Linked DNA regions of Homo sapiens: region 1 is linked to region 2. Evidence: read pairs that join two places in POLR2A ChIA-PET (ENCODE). Cell type or tissue: GM12878. All regions are shown on one strand. Links, peaks and the distances in the headings refer to the core of each region. The heading gives the core; the rest is flanking DNA.

Evidence for each region. ChIA-PET counts read pairs that join two places held together with the same protein. Peaks named below come from ENCODE experiments on the same cell type or tissue, not always from the same donor. Only the 100,000 strongest peaks of a DNase experiment are listed, where the experiment ranks them.
Region 1: POLR2A ChIA-PET joins it to region 2 with 10 read pairs; 6 of 35 experiments call an interaction of 5 or more read pairs at or near these places.

What each region holds. Positions count from the first base shown.
Region 1 is chr9:131,713,234-131,723,283 of GRCh38, reverse strand. The region is part of intron 1 of RAPGEF1 (Rap guanine nucleotide exchange factor 1); the gene reads left to right. Among named protein-coding and RNA genes, the nearest start is that of RAPGEF1, 22 kb to the left of the region's middle. RefSeq lists an enhancer at 89-588. In GM12878, for the core only: no CTCF peak of the experiment used is centred there; no DNase peak of the experiment used is centred there; H3K4me3 peaks cover 1,090 bases; H3K27ac peaks cover 2,861 bases.
Region 2 is chr9:131,580,124-131,590,173 of GRCh38, reverse strand. RAPGEF1 (Rap guanine nucleotide exchange factor 1) reads left to right here. Exons shown (of 27, transcript NM_001377935.1): 19 at 196-288; 20 at 1,188-1,373; 21 at 2,148-2,232; 22 at 2,344-2,438; 23 at 5,578-5,656; 24 at 5,762-5,863; 25 at 7,472-7,569; 26 at 9,783-9,911. Among named protein-coding and RNA genes, the nearest start is that of PRRT1B, 40 kb to the right of the region's middle. RefSeq lists an enhancer at 325-824. In GM12878, for the core only: no CTCF peak of the experiment used is centred there; no DNase peak of the experiment used is centred there.

The DNA.
Region 1 (10,050 bases), core at 969-8,968, 130 kb before region 2:
ACTTTACCACAGTTTTTTCAATGTTTATATAATTACATAATTTAATCTTAAATATCTTTTTAAAATTTTTATTTATTTATTTATTTATTTGAGACGGAGTCTCGCTCTGTCACCCAGGCTGAAGTGCAATGGTGTGATCTCGGCTCACTGCAGCCTCCGTCTGCTGGGTTCAAGTGATTCTCCTGCCTCAGCATCCTGAGTAGCTGGGGCTACAGGCATGTACCACCACACCTGGCTAATTGTTATATTTTTAGTAGAGACAGGGTTTCACTATGTTGGCTAGGCTGGTCTCAAACTCCTGATGTCAAGTGATCTGCCAGCCTCAGCCTCCCAAAGTGCTGGGATTACAGGCGTGAGCCACCATGCCTGCCCCCCGCCCCGTTGTTTTTGTTTGTTTGTTTGTTTTGTTTTTTAAATAGAGATAGGGTTTTGCTCTGTTATCCAGGCTGGAGTGCAGTGGTGTGATCATGGCTCACTGCAGCCTCAAACTCCTGGGCTCAAGGAATCCTCCCGCCTCAGCCTCCCAAAGTGTTGGGATTACAGGTGGGAGCCACCATGCCCAGCCCATGAAGCTTTTAATCCAGGGCAGATCCTGCACCTCTGGATGGGGACCCAGTCATCTTGGACCTGGGCCTTTCAGCTGTACTGGGCCCCTGCTGTCCCCTGGCAAGCTCCCATTCCCATCAGGGGCCGATGGAAGTCCCTGGGAGCCTAAATGTCTAGTTGAGCTCTAGCCCCTGGTGGTGATATAGCTTGGCGCGTAGTTAGTGCTTGGCTCATGTCGGCTGTTAGTAAAGACTCTCAAGCTCTGCATTGGCTTCCCTCCGAGGGCTCTGCCTGGATCCATCAGCAGCACTTACTCTCTCTGAGTTGACAACACAGATGGCACTTACTCCAGAGCTGTTTGGCAGGATTCCAGGCTATCGCCACGTTCTTGAGAAGGTATCACTGGCTTGGGGGAGGGGAAAAGAGAGGACGATCTAGGCAAAAGCAAGATCAAGGCCCTCTCCAAGAATTTTCCAGCCTGGCAGGCCCTGTTAGGTGGCATGGTACCGCTGTGTGAGTGGGAGCGCCACCTGGAGATGGCCACGATAGGGTCTCTGTTCCCACGAGTATCATTAACACGTCTCTCTATGAATCTGGGTGATAACCAATTACCTTGGGGTTTTTTTTTGACACTAAGACACCAACACATATAAGACATGTAAGGCGTTATCGATTTAATGTTTCTCAGGAAACAAAGGAGAAAATACATTAGCAGGTGGATTATAAAACGCACCTTGATTTCAAAAGTGAAGCTGTGAAAAACTACAGTATCCAAGGGAGATTGATTTTTGGGACCCCCAGTGGATACCAAAATCCACAGATGCTCAAGTCCCTGATGCAAAATGGCATAGTACTTGCAGATAACCTATGCATCCTCCCATATGCTTTAAATTATCTCTAGATTACTTACAATACCTAATACAGTGGAAATGCTATATAAATAGGTGCTATACCATCTTACTTAGGGAATATTGACAAGAAAAAAGTCTACGTGTTTCAGTTACAGACACAACCATCCATTTTTTTTTTTTGCCTGAGGTTGGTTGAATCCACAGATGCAGAACCCATGGCTACAGAGGGCCAAATGTCTGTGACTTAGAATCAGGGAGATACAGTATAAGCCACTGACCCGTCTTCGAGCTGAATTCTTCGGCGACTATTCCATACAGTTGGTGGCAATAGATGCCTGGAACACTGGTAAAGAAGTCAGGTCTCCTGCCCTCATGGAGCTTGCTGTGACTGGGTCCAAGTACACCCCTCCAAACGAGACTTCGCCTTAGACTGAAGGGTTGGACTCTGGATTTTTGCTTGTCAATGCACCTCTCTTCTAGCCTCTTAGTTAGATATCCGGACACCAGAGGAAAATTACCCTGAGGATCACCGTGCTGACAGAGCGCGTGACAGATGGAGGGATGAGCACACTTCCCGGCTTCTGCCTGCTGTCCTGGCATCATTATTAACAGAGTCCTCCCTACCCCCTTCGAAATGTCCTGATTTGGATGAGAAAACACTGAGGGAGTAATCATTAACATCTATCGCGTTCCACAAATTCGCACTGGAGAGGGTCTGGGTTTGCAGTGAGAGAACTGCTTCAGGTCCACAGCCTGTTCTAATGCAGGTCAAGTCCATGGAGTCTGCGGGAGGGTCGGTGGGATTGTCTGGGGCTCCGTTCTCCCATGGGCATCTGCTACTTGGCATGTTCCAGTCACTCCTAGAAGCATCAAAATCTGGGATGGTTTGGTTCAAGAAACATAAACATGTACATATAACAACCAGATCACATTATCTTAAGGTAAAAATCACATCAAATCTCAAATTGTTATTCTTTGGAATGGATAAAAGGGATATTAGTATTTTTGTCAATTTAAGTTTTATAGAGAAAGTTGGAAAAATAATTATATAGGGACACTTGTCTTGGTTAACTTGGACAGAGATTTTTTTTTCTGTTGCTGTGGAAAAGATACAGGCATAGGATTTTTCTAAGAAGTTTCATTTTTTATGCAAGTGATATACTGTGGGAGGAGGTTAAAGGAAACAGCCAGAAAGACAGGTAAGAAGCTTGATGTTTGTGACAAATTGATAACTTGCAGCCTGTGATGTTGGCAGGTGTTGCTGACAGGGTCATCTGGGGCCAGGTGGTCGCTGTCCTGAGGACCTGCCGGGTACCCAGAATGCTGCCTGCCTGTTCGGTGGCTCTCAAACGTCAGCACCTGGAGGTTTCTGGGCTCTGGCGCCTGGTTTCTGATTCAGTAGGTCTGTGGTTGGGCTGAGAATGAGCATCTCTAGCGAGTTCCCTGGGTGACACTGCTGGTAGAGGTGGGGGGTATCTTTGGAACCACCACTCAAAGTCTGGAGAGGAATTGGAAGGGTCATAGGGACTTACCTGTAAGATAAAAGGTTGCCCTTATAATAATAATGATGATGATGATGACGTAACAAAGAATTTCTGTGCAGTAATGCCAGGAGCTGTGCTATGTGTATTTAATCCTCTCAAAAGCACTGGAAGGAGGTGACAGTGGCCTCATTTTACAGATGAGAAAACTGAGGCCCAAGGCTGGGCACGGTGGCTCACGCCTGTAATCCCAGCACTTTGGGAGGCCAAGGTGGGCGGATCACCTGAGGTCAGGAGTTTGAGACCAGCCTGGCCAACATGATGAAACCCTGTCTCTACTAAAAATACAAAAATTAGCTGGGTGTGGTGGCCCATGCCTGTAGTCCCAGCTAATCGGGAGGCTCAGGCAGGAGAATCGCTTGAACCCAGAAGGGGGAGGTTGCAGTGAGCTGAGATCGTGCCACTGTACTTCAGCCTGGGTGACAGAGTGAGACTCTTGTCTCAAAAAAAAAAAAAAAAGAAAGAAAGAAAAGAAGAAAATATAGCTGTGTGGGCAATAGTCAGATGAACTATTCCCCTAACTTTGCCCCAATTCGGTGTATGACTATGTACAAATCTTAACTCTTTCAGATCTCAAAGAAAAGCTCTGTGTCTTAGTTTCCTCCTCTGTAGAATGAGAACAGTAACAGTATCCTTCTCTTATCGTGAGGATCTAATGCAACCACGAGAGTAAAATACACAGAAAGGAGCCTGGTACTGCATGGGCTAAGTGCCTAATGAACATCAGCTTACTACTATCTCTCCGGGTGACAGAGTGAGACTGTCTCAAAAAAAAAAAAAAAAAAAAAAAAAGCCCTGAAGGGTTTATGTGACTTGTCCAGCTGGGTTGAAGAGCTAGGTTGAAGCCGCTGCCCAGTATTGAAACAAACCCTTATAAAATAGAGAAGTAGCTTAATAATAGCCCCAAAAAGACATCACAGACTGAAGACTTTTCTAGTAGTATAAGTACACGTGAACAAGAAAATGGTGACACTTCTGCTTCCAGTTCATGCTTCTTGTCAGCAGTATTGCGAGGGAAAAACAACAGTGATCTAATGAGCCCTGACAAGAGATGGCCAGAAGCTGAGCAGTTGGGAAGAAAACTCTTTGGTGAATCTCACTCTGAATGTATATTGTGCCTTGGGATATTAGCTGATTAATTTGGATGACATATTAGTCATGATAAGCAAGACATTTACAAACTAAGCATCCAGAACGTGAAAACTAAAATTTTGCCAAGCACCGTGGCATGTGCCTGTAGTTCCAGCTACTCTGGTGGCTGAGGTGGGAGGATCACTTGAACCCAGGAGTTCAAGTCCAGCCTAGGCAACATGGTGAGACCCTGTCTCACACACACACACAAAAAGCCACAACCTCTAAAATTTAAATTATATCTGAAGTCACGCAGTACTCCCATGAGTAATTTTACAGCATCAAGTGTACGTGCTCTGTAAAGGGTTTCATCTCAGCCTTCTGTTTTGGGCTCTTCTGTCTCCTGAATTGCCATTTGGGAACAGGCAGCCTAGTCCCGTGGCACTAAGCCAGCTAGCTAAACACTGGTCCTTCTCAAATGCATGTTTCCAGCCCCTCTTTAGGACATTATGCACCTGAACCAGAACTCTTGGTTCTCCCCTTCACTCTCTGCCTGGTAACTCACCTTGGGTTCCCCTATCACAGTAAATAATGCCATTTTTGATCCGATTGTTCAGGCTTAGAAATCTTGGTTTGGATGAGAAAACAATGAGGGTGTCCTTGCCTCCTCTCTCCCAGCGCACATCCAGTCCCTCGGTAAACCCCTGCGATTTACTCCAATAAATCCTGACTGGTCCTTCTTAGTACCTCCTCTGCTGACCCCTTACTCCAGGCCACCGCCGTTTCTCCCTGGACTGCCCCATGCCTTCCTAACCGGCTTCTTGGTTTCTTCTCCCAACTCACAGCCATTCATTCTGCATTTCACAGCCAGAGTGTGAACTGGATCACATGGATCCTCTTTATGATTGCCTGGGGCTTCCCCACACATGTGAAGCGATCCGAGGTCCTCGACGTGGCCTGTGTGCGCCCTGGACTCTGGCCCTTAACTCACTCCCTGACACCCCTCTCCCCGTCACTGTGTCCCAGCCACACTGGCTTTTGTGCTCTTCTTCCAGGTGTTCCTTTCCCTCAGAGCCTTTGCACTTGCCGTTCTCTTACTGGAACATTCATTCCCCAGATATTGTAGGGCACCTGCTGAGAAGCCATGGACAAGAGCCACGGTTTAAAGGCTGCTGGTGCCACCGTTTGCTGATCATGTGATCTTGGGAAAAGTTGCTCACCCATCTCCTTTTAAAAATCAGTTTCTCATTGATAAGATGGATCCTGCGGTAGGGTTTTGGTGAGTTCATGCTGGGGAGTACTCGATTGGAAGAACTGGGCAAACATGAGTTCCTCTTCCTGTGTCCTTTGCTCCCTATCCCTAGCTGCCTCACATCTTTGTTCAGATGCCACCCAGAGAGGTCAGCCCTAACCACTGGGCCCAGAATAACAGATAGGGTGCGCATCACTTTCTGTCCCTCATCCCCCGCTCTTTTTCCCCCTTTAAATGTAGCCTTTTTTTTTTTTTTTTGAGACAGTCTCACTCTGTTGCACAGGCTGGAGTGCAGTGGTGCAGTCTTGGCTCACTGCAACCTCTTGGGTTCAAGCGATTCTCCTGCCTCAGCCTCCCCGGTAGCTGGGATTACAGGCATGCACCACCATGCCTCGCTAATATCTTGTGTTTTTAATAGAGACAGGGACCATGTTGCCAAGACTGATCTTGAACTCCTGAGCTCAGGCAATCTGCCTGCCTTGGCCTCCCAGAGTGCTAGGATTACAGGTGTGAGCCACCGCGCCTGGCCTATTTGCTTCTTTTTTATGATATTTTCCCTCATTGGGAGGTAAGCTCCCTGTCGGCTGCTATTTCACCAGAGCCCAGAATGGTGCCTGGCACATAGCTGACGCTCACTAATTTTTGTTCAGTGGATAGTGAGTACCCATTGTGTATGGACTCCACACCTCTTAAGGGAGACAGGTGCATTTTTACAAGCTTGAGGAGCACAGCCAGAGTGCAGGCTGTGACCGTGTTCATCCTCATGCAGCTCAGTGCAGAGGGCCATCAGCAGTGAGTGGCTCTGTCAAGTTTATCTGGAGGCGGGGAGTTGTAAAGGGCAGAGGCATCACAGCCTGGAGGCTGAGGTCAGCGGGCTGGCCAGGAGAGGGGCTGGAGTCTTCCCCAGTGCGGGCATTACCCCTTCCAATACTGCCATGGTCCAAGTGAAGCAGAGGCTGTGGGACCCGAGGCTGTGGGACCCTCAACACTGATCTTTGAGAGTCCACTGGATGTTGGCTGTGAGGTTTCCTTTGACTCGCTGGAGAGGAGGGACAGGAGCTACAGTGCAGGCAGGCAGGTGCACGGCTATGCACAGTGTCCAGTCGCCGTGTGAGGAAGTGGGAGATGAAGGTGGGAAAGGTAATTTGGGGCCAGACTCCAAAAGGCCTTGAATGCCAATCCACGTACTTAGGACTTCTACCTTTAGTATTACAGGAAGCATCGAGGGGTTTTTATTATTTTATTTTTTTGAGACAGGGTCTGCCTCTGTCACCCGGGCTGGAGTGCAATGGCGCGATCTTGGCTCACTGCAACCTCTGCCTCGCAGGCTCAAGCCATTCTCTCACCTCAGCCCCCCGAGTAGCTGTGACTACAGACACACATAACACAATGCTTAGCTAATTATGTTTTTCCTTTTTTTGTAGAGACAGGGTTTTGCCATGTTGCCCAGGCAGGTCTCAAACGCCTGGGCTCAAGTAATCAACCTACCTCTGCCTCCCAAAGTGCTGGGATTACAGGCATGAGCCATAGTGCCTGGCCACATCAGGGGTTTAAGAAGCATTCTCCTTACATATTTAGACTTTCCACCAAGTCTTCCAAATTTCTCCCTTTCCCATACTGAGGGCTACGTTTAGTTCCTGGCCAAGTCCTGACTTTGTAAAGAACAACAAGTAAACAGCTTCTTCAGAAGGCTGGATGCTGAGCCCTGATTGCCCTTCAGTGAACCAGCCTCATCCATGAAGCTTCTTGAAAAGCCAGAAACTGTATCATTGGGGGGGTCCTTGAAATCTGAAGCAAGGGACAGGTTCTGAGCCCCTGTGTTTTGCAGATTAGGTTGCACAAGAAAGATGGGCTGGTGACTTTGCAGTTCATTTCCGTAGATTGTCCTTCTAGGCCTGCCTGGATAGAAGCAGCCTCGTGTGGGATCCAGCAGCAGTGGCCAGTGGGATGGGAGCCAGCATATGTAGTTGTTGACACATCCCCTGCAGACGTGGGTCGGCGGGCTAGCTGTGGGAGAGCACTGCAATGGGAGTCAGTGACTTGGGGCCTCTAGCCTCCTGTGAAAGGTCTTTTTTCTCTGGACCTCAGTTTCTCCATTTTATTGTAATGAGTTGGGCTAGATCAGTAGTTCTTAACCTCTTTTTTTTTTTTTTTTTTTTGAGAGGGAGTCTCGCTCTGTCACCAGGCTGGAGTGCAGTGGTGCAATCTCCACTCACTGCAACCTCCACCTCCCGGGTTCAAGTGATTCTTCTGCCTCAGCCTCCCGAGTAGCTTGGGAGTACAGGTGCTCACCACCATGCTCAGGTAATTTTTGTATTTTCAGTAGAGATGGGGTTTCACCATCTTGGCCAGGATGGTCTCTATCTCCTGACCTTGTGATCTGCCCACCTTGGCCTCCCAAAGTGCTGGGATCCTAAGTACAGACGTGAGCCACCGTGCCCGGCCATTCTTAACCTCTTGAAACTCCTTAAGACTTTGGTGAAAGCCATAGACCTCTCTTCCCAGAAGAATGAACACGTGGTTTGCCGGCACCTTAGGAACCCCCAAAGCCCATGAGACAAAGCCCTGGATCTATAAGGCCCTGTCCCATCTGACCCCCGGCCTTCCCCTGGGCACATACCTCCAGCTACACAGGTCTTTCATACACACTGCCCCTTTGCCTGGTCCAGCTCTGCTCATCCTTCAAGTCTCACCCTTCCCTGACTTCCAGCTTAGATTAGGTCGCCCTGCTAGACATGCGTCCCCCACCCTGAATTTAGCACTGATCACCGGGATAACTAAGTGATTCTTCGTGCATGTTATCCGACCCTCCCCAAGCTCCGTGTTGGTATTTGTTGAGTAAATCTCTGAGGCCCCTCCAGCTATGACATTCTGAGACTGATCTATAAGTTTGCAGATGTGTCATAAGAGAGTCCCTGAGCTTGTATTTCCTATGACATTCGACACGTGGTGGCCTTTGCCTTCGATGATTTCCTCCAGGCCTGGACAGGAAAGTTACTTCAAAGCAGTCTCGGCCAGACTCGGTGGCTCATGCCTATAATTCCAGCACTTTGGGAGGCTGAGGCTCGAGGATCACCTGAGGCCATGAGTTTGAGACCAGCCTGGCAACCAAGCAAGATGCTATCTCTACAAAAAATAATTTTACTAATTAACCAGGCATGGTGGCAAGTGCGTATAGTCCCAGCTAGTCAGGAGGCTGAGACAGGAGGATTGCTTGAGCCCAGCAGTTGGAGGCTGCAGTGAGCTGTGATTGCACCACTGCACTCCAACCTGGACAACAGAGGGAGACTGTCTCAAAAAAAAAAAAAAAAAAAAAAGGCAGAGTCTAGAGGACCCCAGAAGACAGAAGAGTGCCTCCCAGACTTTCTGCCTCAGTGCTTTGCTAGGCCTGACCTCCAGGCTGGTCATCGCTTTTGTTTATATTCTGGGCTGAGCTGGAACTCACACTTGGAACATTCCCACAGTGCTTGGCGCTTCCTCGTATTGTTGTATTTTTCTCCAGGAGGGAAGTGACCAACATCAGACTTTCCTCCCAGCAGACAAATTCCATACACAAAGCTTTGTGTGAGCTACCGGGTACCCGCCTGAGAGCCCAGCCTCTGTTTCTTTGGTTCTGGGTGGGTGAGTGTGCACATTACAGGGATCCACGAGCCCTTCCCTTCTGAGCCATTTCTATCTAAAAAAAAAAAAAAATCTCCTTCAAGAAGTGAGCACCGCCTTGCAGGATCCTGACTCAGAGTTCGTCTGGAGCCAACAGCGTCTTGCGTGTAGGGACAGGCACTCCTTAAAATGTTTCCTACTTCAGTGGCCACAATATTACCCCTCTGGCTTATGTCATGTTCCACAATCAAAATATCATTCCTCCTGGAGTCCAGCTACTCGGGAGGCTGAGGCAGGAGGATCACTTGAGCCTAGGAGTTTGAGGCCACCTGGGCAATATAGGGAGACCCTGTCTCTTAAAAAAAAAAATTATTCCTGAGGTACAGATGTTTGTAAGATAAATTTTATTTTAATTATACTAAGAGAATGATTATTTACTAGAATATTGCAGTGGATCTTACTCTGATATGGGGGAGAAAATCCCTAGTGAGGGTAAATAATTTTTTTCAATGTATTGTATCTAAAGCTTGGAGATTTATAGGTAATAATAATAAAAACAGTGACAGCTATTCTCATTGAGTATCTGCTGTGTACCAACAAATTTTAAACATCTTTATTTTAGTTTAGTTTTTTAGAGATGGGTTCTCGCTCTGTGGCCCAGACTGGAGTGCAGTGGTGTGATCACAAATCACTGCAGTCTTGACCTCCTGGGCTCAAATGATTCTCCTGCCTCAACCTCCCACCTCAGCCTCCCAAGTCTGAATTCTTATTTAACCTTTAAACTACCCATGAAGTAGACAGCATAATGGTACACATGAATGTATGTGAAAATACAAGGTGTGGAAAGGTTTAGTTTCTATCCCAAAGTTGTTCAGCTAGGAAGTGCCCCCATAGATTCAAACCAGGCCAGCTGGCCTTCAAAGCCAATTCCTTCACACTGCCCTCCTGCCTCCTCTGGTCATGAGGAAATGGGTAGCAGAGGTTTTCCTAGCCAAGGATAAAGATTTGGGGGCTGGATCCAGCCCTCCAACTAAATGCCTAGCGTTGATCCCTGCCCCTCTCTGAGGAATCTGTGAAATGGGGAAGGGAGTCGCTGGAGCAGATGATCTTGTGGATCTCCTTGGGTTTTACAGAGATTTGAGGCTTGGAGTAGTCATACCTGAAGGAGTGACCTTGATAACACATGGCC
Region 2 (10,050 bases), core at 2,017-10,016:
AGACGCCTGTGCTCAAATCCTGGCTTTGCAGTTGTTCCACTGCGCTAGTCCCGTGCCCTCGTTTCTGGATGCCAGTGCTTTACATGCAGGAAGATGGGCACATTGTGAGCGCTCAGTGAGTGGTCACCAGGAGTCAGTCCTCCACTCCACCACCCTCAGCCGACCACATGGCTATTTCTTTAACCCGTGCTCCACATATGAGAAATTCTCTCCCTTTGCCGACACATTCAAGAAGCGCGTCAGCAAGAACACGTTCTTCGTGCTGGTACGGGTGGTGGATGAGCTCTGGTGAGTGCTTCACCCTTGGGGTCCTGGGGGCCAGTGGGGAGGCAAAGGCTCCATTCCACCTGCTTCTCCTGCCCATCGGCTCTGGGCAGAGCTGGCTCTTGCCTGCTCTATCTTGGTCCTTTGAGAGAATGGCCTGTGCCCGATAGACCAGGGTGAGATGGGTGAGGTGTCTCTCCACCCTGCACCCAGGCCCTGGATTTCCTCATGAGGTCCCTCCTGGACCCTCAGGAGAGAACCCGCCCAACGCACCTGCTCCCATGGTATCTTAGGTCCAGTCTCCAGCAGGCCGTGCTCTCAGCCGCCAGCCATGGTGGAGGCTGTGTGGAGGCTGGAATGGGAGAGGCCACCTCTCCCTCGCTCCTCAGTGTTTCCATGGCTGGCCATCTGACAGCATGGCACTTGGCCATATCCGTTCCGCTAACAAATCTCCATCAGGCGGACTGCCTTCCTCCTGCTGGGGGAGATGACCATGGTAAGTGGCTGTGCGGCTGGGAAATGGCCACGTGTGGACAGTGCTCAGCAGGGCAAGTTGGGGAGCATCTAGTCTGAGAGGCCGGGAAGTCTTGGTGTCTCATTGCCCAATGGGAGCAGCAGCTCCCCAGGGCGGGATTCGTGTAGGACTTGTCCCTGCAGCCCAGGCCCCAGCACAGTCACTGGCGCTTGTCCAGCGCCAACAGATGGCTGTTGAGTGTGTGGCAGGTGCTTGTGACCATCCCAACACCTCCAAGGACACAGGCAGCCATCCCAGGCTCTCGTCTCCTGCTCTCTTCCCATGAGAAATTTCCCAGCCAGCTCTGTGCCGGTCACAGCCCCGTGCCCTTTGTGTGTCTCAAGGCAAAGACAGACTCTGCCTGGGCCTTGCGTTCCTGCTCCTCACCTTGTGCTCTTTTGTCCTTCAGCCTGGTGGAGTTGACAGAAGAGATCCTGAAGCTGCTGATGGAACTGGTCTTCCGCCTGGTGTGCAATGGGGAGCTGAGCCTGGCCCGTGTGCTCCGGAAGAACATCCTGGACAAGGTGGACCAGAAGAAGCTACTCAGGTGTGCCACCTCCAGCCAGCCCCTGGCAGCCCGGGGGGTAGCAGCCAGGTGAGAAGCCCACCTCTCCAGCCCTGCCTCTTCCCCAGGAGCCGTGCCTTTCTCAGTTTACCCTCCCTCCCTGCCAGCCCCACAGCCCCATCCTGGTTCTGCACAGGCCCTTTGATGAGGTGCCTCAGGAACAGCCCCGTGGATCCCTGGGGGCTGGGCCTCTTCTCCAGGAGGCACATATTGGGTGGTGATCCCTTTGTGACCAGGAAGCGGGCAGCAGGGCATGGGGCTTCATAGGACAGGGCAGGAGTGCACACACCCTGGGCTGTGGTCAGTTCTGGGTTGTCCCAGCACGAACATGGCAGTGGTTGATGCCAGTCTGTGGCCCGTCCCCTCGACACCGACGGTGAGTGTCATTTGCACCTATACATGTCTGTTGAGTAGTGGGCTCCTTCCAGTGAGCGCATAGCCTTCGTTTCTTTGGCACCATCTCTGTTCTTGCTGGCCACCTGGAAGTGGGCTCCAGCCGTGAGCGAGCCTTCTTGGCATCTCAACTGTCCATGAGCTCACGAGGGAAACTCAGGCTTCTGATTCCAGAAGCTGCTGGACATACCCAGCAGAAGCAGGAGAGAAAGGCAGACAGTGTCGTCCCGGAGAGAGGCAGGAGGCCATTAGGGCCCCAGGGAGCCTTTTGGGGCTTCCCCGCCCTGTAGCCTCCACGCTCCTGCTGGGCAGAGAGGCTCTCCTGCTCTGACGCCCGCAGCCCGGGCCTGCTCAGCCCTCCCCACCGGCCTCCCCACCCCTGACGGCTCTTCTCACACCTCTGTCTTCCAGGCCGGGGACCTTGCACGACTTTCACAGCCATGAGATAGCGGAGCAGCTAACGCTGCTGGATGCTGAGCTCTTCTATAAAATAGAGGTACAGGCTGCTCCTGCCAGGGGGAGCCACACTGTTTGTCCCTGAATGAGAGAAACCCCCATCAGGGGAAAGCCGGGGCTCCACCTCCATCTGCCTTCTTTCCTTTTGTAGATTCCTGAGGTTTTGCTTTGGGCAAAAGAGCAGAATGAGGAGAAGAGCCCCAACTTGACCCAGTTCACGGAGCACTTCAACAACATGTCCTACTGGTAAGAGAGGCCCAGCGCCAAGCCCTGTTGCTCTGGATGGTGGCACGTCTGGGTGGGCTCTGCGTTTTCCTTTGCAGGGAGCTTGAATGGTAGGAGAAGGAGCTGCCTCTTTCATTCCGCTAAGCTCCTGGGGGTTCCCATGAGCACTGACAGGCTGAGGACAGGGGCAGGGACAGGATGGGGCTTGCTGGAAGTGGCCACCTGGTCGAGGAGGCTCAGCAGGGAAGAGTGCCAGGGTCGAGGAGCGATGTCTGCCATAGGTGGTGTTGGGAAGGGCGTGAGTTTGCCCTCCTGCCCTGGTCACTGCCAGGCAATCTCAAGCTGATGCTCACACTGACTCTGCCTGACAGAACAGTTAGCAAAGGAGTGGGCTCTATAACGTTAATGTTTGCATTTAGTCTTTAATTCGTGTGTGTGTGTGTGTGTGTGTTTGAGACGGAGTCTCGCTCTGCAGGTGTGTGTGTGTGTTTGAGATGGAGTCTCGCTCTGCAGGTGTGTGTGTGTGTGTGTGTGTTTGAGACGGAGTCTCGCTCTGCAGGTGTGTGTGTGTGTTTGAGACGGAGTCTCGCTCTGCAGGTGTGTGTGTGTGTGTGTGTTTGAGACGGAGTCTCGCTCTGCAGGTGTGTGTGTAAGACGGAGTCTCGCTCTGCAGGTGTGTGTGTGTGTGTGTTTGAGACGGAGTCTCGCTCTGCAGGGGTGTGTGTGTGTGTGTGTGTGTGTGTGTTTGAGACGGAGTCTCACTCTGCAGGTGTGTGTGTGTGTGTGTGTTTGAGACGGAGTCTCGCTCTGCAGGTGTGTGTGTGTGTGTTTGAGACGGAGTCTCGCTCTGCAGGTGTGTGTGTGTGTTTGAGACGGAGTCTCGCTCTGCAGGTGTGTGTGTGTGTGTGTGTGTGTTTGAGACGGAGTCTCGCTCTGCAGGTGTGTGTGTGTGTGTGTGTGTTTGACGGAGTCTCGCTCTGCAGGTGTGTGTGTGAGACGGAGTCTCGCTCTGCAGGTGTGTGTGTGAGACGGAGTCTCGCTCTGCAGGTGTGTGTGTGTGTTTGAGACGGAGTCTCACTCTGCAGGGGTGTGTGTGTGTGTGTGTGTTTGAGACGGAGTCTCTGCAGGTGTGTGTGTGTGTGTGTGTTTGAGACGGAGTCTCGCTCTGCAGGTGTGTGTGTGTGTGTTTGAGACGGAGTCTCGCTCTGCAGGTGTGTGTGTGTGTGTGTGTTTGACGGAGTCTCGCTCTGCAGGTGTGTGTGTGTGTGTTTGAGACGGAGTCTCGCTCTGCAGGTGTGTGTGTGTGTGTGTGTTTGAGACGGAGTCTCGCTCTGCAGGTGTGTGTGTGTGTGTGTTTGAGACGGAGTCTCGCTCTGCAGGTGGGTGTGTGTGTGTGTGTGTGTTTGAGACGGAGTCTTGCTCTGCAGGTGTGTGTGTGTGTGTGTGTTTGAGACGGAGTCTGGCTCTGCAGGTGTGTGTGTGTGTGTGTGTGTGTGTGTTTGAGACAGAGTCTTGCTCTGCAGGTGTGTGTGTGTGTGTGTGCGTGCGTGTGTGTGTGTTTGAGACGGAGTCTGGCTCTGCCGCCCAGGCTGGAGTGCAGTGGCGCAATCTCGGCTCACTGCAAGCTCTGGCTCCCCTCAAGCTCCACCTCCCGGGTTCACGCCATTCTCCTGCCTCAGCCTCCAGAGTAGCTGGGACTACAGGTGCTCGCCACCACACCCAGCTAATTTTTTGTATTTTTAGTAGAGACAGGGTTTCACCGTGTTAGCCAGGGTGGTCTCAACCTCCTGGCCTCGTGATCCACCCACCTCAGCCTCCCAAAGTGCTGGGATTACAGGCATGAGCCACCGCTCCCAGCCTAGTCTTTAATTCTTAAAGCAAAATGAATCCCAGTAATGTGTTTATAAACCAGAGCTCTTGTCTCTTCAAGAGGCGACAAAGCCCCCATAGCAGCTCAGCATCAGGCAGGACCCCCTAGAGCTCAGCAGCTGTGCCACCCCCACCCACCCACTGTTGCCTCCAGGAGAATGTCTGATGTGTTTTAAAGGCCCCGAGATCATCTCCCGTTTGCCTATCTTCCTCCCCACAGAAGCACTCCATCCTGGGGAAAAGCATGTTTAGCTATGGCAGTCCAGCGTAGGGTTTTGCCCAACAGGATGTGGTTTCTAAAGCAGACGGAAGCTGCACACAAGGCCCCAAGCCTGGCTTCTGACACCAGCCTCTGGCTGGGTGCAAGAAGCTCAGGGGCACACTCCACAGGGCCTGGCTGCACAGAGGTGCGAGTGCAGTGGCTCACATCTATAATCCCAGGACTTTGGGAGGCCGAGGCAGGAGGGTCACTTGAGCGCAGGAGTTCGAGACCAGCCTGGACAACATAGAGAGACGCCCCCCCCCTACAAAAAATTAAAATTAGCCAAGAGCAGTGGTGCACACCTATAGTCCCAGCTACTCGGGAAGCTGGGGCAGAAGGATCAGTTGAGAACAGGAGTTCAAGACTACAGTGAGATATACTCACAGCACTGGGTGACAGATCAAGACCCTGTCTCTTAAATAAAAAAGAAGAACCAGCAGTGCAAAGTGCGGCACCACCTCCAAGTGACCCTGGTAGTGGCCCCTGTGAACCACAGGAAATTGAGGCCAGGGTGACATCCCTGCTGCATTTATCACACAGATGAGACTGGCCTTTGGCTTTGGTCTCGGCTTTGGTTGCTACTAAGGTTCTGAGAGTTTCCTTCCCTCGTGGCTGCCCAAGGTGACCTCTTACCTCACGTGCTAGCGGGTCTCCCCGAGCCAGTCCTGCATCACACAAGGAACTTGCCCAGCCCCCTGGTACTTGGGGCCCATGCTTGTCAGGAAAGGCTCTGCTTTCATCCTCCCATGCTCCACCTGCAGATTCGAAGCCCCCTTTGGGCCTTCACCAGATTTCCTTATGGTCACCAGATTTATTGTCACCAGATTTCCTTGTGCCTCTGTCCCAGGATGTTATGAGCTCCTGGAGAGCAGAAACTAGATCTATGCCTGGGGCAGGCTGCAGGTATTCAGTAGGGGTGGGCTCGTGGCCACTGGCATGGGGGTCGTACAGGTCCTGTCTCCACCAGGACCCCTGGGACCTGCAGGGACTTGTCAACTCAGCTGTTTCTTTTTCCCTTGGTCCATGCAGGGTCCGGTCCATAATCATGTTACAGGAAAAGGCCCAGGACAGGGAACGGCTGCTCTTGAAGTTCATCAAGATCATGAAGGTAATGGTGGCCAAGTCCTTCCCAGGCCCCCATCATCAGTCCCTGCTCTGGGAGCCCGGGACCCGCCTGCCCTCCTGCCTCACGGCACCGCCCCTCTCTCGGCAGCACTTGCGGAAGCTGAATAACTTCAACTCCTACTTGGCCATCCTCTCTGCCCTGGACTCGGCGCCCATCCGCAGGCTGGAGTGGCAGAAGCAGACTTCAGAGGTGAGTGGCCTTGGGGCGTGGGCGGGAGGGTGGCTGGTAAGGGGGGCCGCCCAGCCCTCAGGCGACTAGCTGTGGCAGAAAGTGCTCCCACTGGAGCAAATGCTGGGCCTAGGCCCCTGCTCTGCCACCGACATGCTGTGTGACCAGAACAGCTGCCCTCCCGCCTTCCTGTCTCTGATCCCCAATCTTCAGGCCCCCGGGAGCTTCGAGGTTGGTTCTGGGGTGGTCACATCCCGGTGTTCTGCTGCCACCCAGCAGGCCCATCCCTGGGTTCCCGCCTCCCCCGCCCGCCCTCAGCCCGTTCTTCTGAAGGGTCTGCTTCGGGCCGGGCACTGCGGTAGGTGCTGGGGACGCACTGTGAACAGCCCAACATGATGTTGGGTGAGTTTCTGCTAGATAAGCACTAAAAGAAGAAGGGTGGGCAGGTGGGCCAGCCCAGAGGAAGTGTCACTCATGCCACCATCTGCAGAGGAGGAGGAGTTTCCTGGGAAGGGAAGAGAATCAAAGGGGACAAAGGAGTGCACAGCCAGGAGCAGGTGGGGGTCAGCACCTCCAGGGACAGGAGGAGGCCAGGGGACCACATCCCGGGAGAAGGGGACCAGTTCTAGGTCATGAGAGCCTCAGGAGCCTGGTGAGGAGTTGGACCTTTATCCTGTGTAGGGAAATAATATTGCAAATGGGGGCAAAACCCATGGCTTTTGAGTGTCAGCCAGGCCACCCAGGGGTCATGTCAGGGACCCAAGTTCAGCCAGGCCACCCAGGGATTGTGTCAGGGACCTGAGTGTGACCAGACCACCCAGAGGTCATGTCAGGAACCCGAGCGTCAGCCAGGCCACCTGGGGGTCGTGTCAGGAACCCGAGTGTGACCCAGGCCACCCAGGGGTCATGTCAGAGACCCGGGTGTCAGCCAGGCCACCCAGGGTCTTCTTGTTCAAGCCCATGTTCAGGGATGGTTGTAAGCTAGTGTATGGGGAGAGGTGGGAAATTCACACGGCCTCTGCATGGGGGGTCCTCAGGAGGCAGCACTTCAGGGAGAGGCACGTAACAGGAGAAGAGGCAGGAGAGGGGCCTTCTGAGTGGGGCAGGGCTGGCTGAGTCTCCTAGGTGGGAGCCCCCCACCCCTGCAGGAGAGAAGCCACCCAGCCCTGGGGAGGGCGAGGTCACATGCTATCTTTAGTTGGTCCTCCCTGAGTACAGGGCAGAGCAAAGGCAGCTCCGAGTCAGGAGTGACGCCACTCAGTGTGTGCCTGGGAAGCTCCTCTGGCTGCACCGCCGAACAGGGCCAGGCAGGAGCCCATCTTCCGGGATGTCGTATACACACAAGCGCTGGCTGCCCAGGCACAATGAGTACTGTGGGGTGTTTCTCCACAAAACGGCCTGAAGTCCCCTGTGACCAGGGGTTGGGCTGACACTCGTTGAAAAGGACAGAATCCCTGCTGGCCAGGGCCAGGACCCACACCTGGCTGGGTGTTTGTGCGTAGTGGGACCTGTGGAGTTGGGCAGAGGGTGGTTGACCCTCCAGTTAGTGAGGAGGACCAGGGCTCTGCCCCAGCATTGCCCCAGCACTCGCTCACCCCTGTCCGGTCCTGTCCTGTCCTGTCCTGCCAGGGCCTGGCCGAGTACTGCACACTGATCGACAGCTCGTCCTCCTTCCGAGCCTACCGGGCCGCCCTCTCGGAGGTGGAACCGCCGTGCATCCCGTACCTGTGAGTAGCAGCCCCTCCAGGCCCCCAGCCCCGCCTGGGTTTGCCTCCATTGCTCTGGGGAAGATCTGTCAGGCTCCAGCAGAGAAATCTTAATTTAGGGGTTTCTAACGGAGACATTTGTACTTGGTTTTACTTAAGGTTCTTGTAATACAGTTATAATGCATAATATACAATACATATATATAATATAATATATAATGCTTCTTATAATACAGTTTAAACAGAAAAGAAGCGCTCAGGTGAAGAATACGGGTTCTCCTTTCCCAGCCCCCAGCCCCACTCTCATTTCCTTCTGTAGCCTGCCCGTGAGCATGTGCAGCCATGCTTGTGACAGATGTATGGCTCCTCTCCCCACACATGGCATCACACAGTATTCCAGTGTCCTCACACGTGGCTGCGCATTAGAACAACCTGAGGATGCACGGCCACCCAGGGACCTTGAGAGCCTTGGTGTAAAGAAGTTCAGAAAGTGCTTCCTGAGCGTGGACCATGGGCGAGAGGAAATATGTGTTTCATAGAAAAGGGACGTAGCGGAATAACCAAAACCAAACAAGTGTCTGTTGCAGGACTTACGAGAGCCTTTAGTATATACTAGTAGACACTGAGAATCTCCAAGAGACCAAAAGCGCAGCAGCATCCCAGTGCTGAGTGTTCAATGGCACATCCTATAGGGTTACTGCAGGGCTGCCCTCGAGGCCTCAACCCTCAGAGATACAAATCCCCAGGCTTCCTGCTCTGAGCACTAACAGTCTTTCCCACTGTGGCTCTACATCTGCTCCCTCAAGCTGAGTTCTCCCTGAGTGGAGGAACTGCCCCTGTCTTTCTCATCTGGCCTTAAGTCCTCTGCAGTCAGAAGCACCTATTAAGTTACTACACCTTGTTTGTTTCTTTGTTTCTTTGTTTGTGATGGAGTCTCACTCTGTCACCCAGGCTGGTATGCAGTGGCATGATCTTGGCTCACTGCAATCTCTGCCTCCTGAGTTCAAGCAGTTCTCCCACCTCAGCCTCCTGAGTAGTCGATGGGACTACAGGCATGCGCAACCACGCCTGGCTAATTTTTTTTTTTTGTATTTTTTTTAGTAGAGACGGAGTTTCACCATGTTGGCCAGGCTAGTCTCAAACTCTTGACCTCAGGTGATCCACCTGCCTTGGCCTCCCAAAGTGCTGGGATTACAGGCAGGAGTCACCACACCCAGCCAGTTTCTTTGTTTAATAAAGACGGAGTCTCTGTCACCCAGGCTGGAGTGCAGTGGTGCAATCATAGCTCACTGCAGCCTTGAACTCCTGGGCTCAAGGAATCCTCCCACATCGGTCTCCTTAGTAGCTGGGATTACAGGTACACGCCACCATGCCCAGCTAATTTTTGTATTTTTTGTAGGGACGAGGTCTTGCTATGTTGCCCAGGCTGGTTTCAAACTCTTTTTTTTTTTCTTTTTTTGAGACAGAGTTACGTTCTTGTTACCCAGGCTGGAGTTCTTGTTACGTTCTTGTTACCCAGGCAGTGGCGCAATCTTGGCTCACTGCAACCTCCGCCTCCCAGGTTCAAGTGATTCTCCTGCCTCAGCCTCCCGAGTTGGGATGACAGGTGTGCACCACCATGCCCGGCTACTTTTTGTATTTTTAGTAGAGACAGGGTTTCACCATGTTGGCCAGGTTGATCTCAAACTCCTGACCTCAGGTGATCCTCCCACCTTGGCCTCCCAAAATGCTGGGATTACAGGTGTGAGCCACCACACCCAGCCTAGCTGTTCTCAAACTCTTGAGCTCAATCCTCCTGCCTTAGCCTCCTATAGTACTGGGATTACAGGTGTGAGCCATTGCACCCAGCCCACCACACCTGTTAATAAAAGGAGATCTCTGCCCCTGCCCCCTGGTTTGGGTTTTGTTATTTTTTTTTTTTACTGCTCATTTGTTAATGTTACTTTAGCAGCCCACAGCTTCGCCCTTATGGGTTGAGCCATGGCAGCCGCATCACCCTCAGGCTCCTCATCAGCATACTGGCTTCCGAGGTCCCCAGCAGGTGCTTGTGGAGCCAGAGGCCAGAGGCTGAGGCGGGAGTTTGTTCTGGGAAACAGACACCTCAGACTGGCTCTTTGGTTTGCTCTGGGGTTTGGAAGCTGCTCACTGCGAGTCCTAGCGCCTGACACATGTCTCTAGCCCTTGCTGCTTCCAAACCCCGTAGCAGTAACAGGCTGCCTAACCCGTCCTCCCAGGGGGCTGATCCTGCAGGACCTGACCTTCGTTCACCTGGGAAACCCAGACTACATCGACGGGAAAGTGAACTTCTCCAAGCGGTGGCAGCAGTTCAACATCCTCGACAGCATGCGCTGCTTCCAGCAGGCGTGAGTGCCACTGCCCCGGGGGGACCAGGCAGAGCTGAGCCCCGGGCCACACACAAGGAGAGACAGCCCGGGACACCGAGGGGAGGGGGAGCCACAGAGGACCCAGGGACCTGCCACTGCTGAGATATAGTCCGGGCCC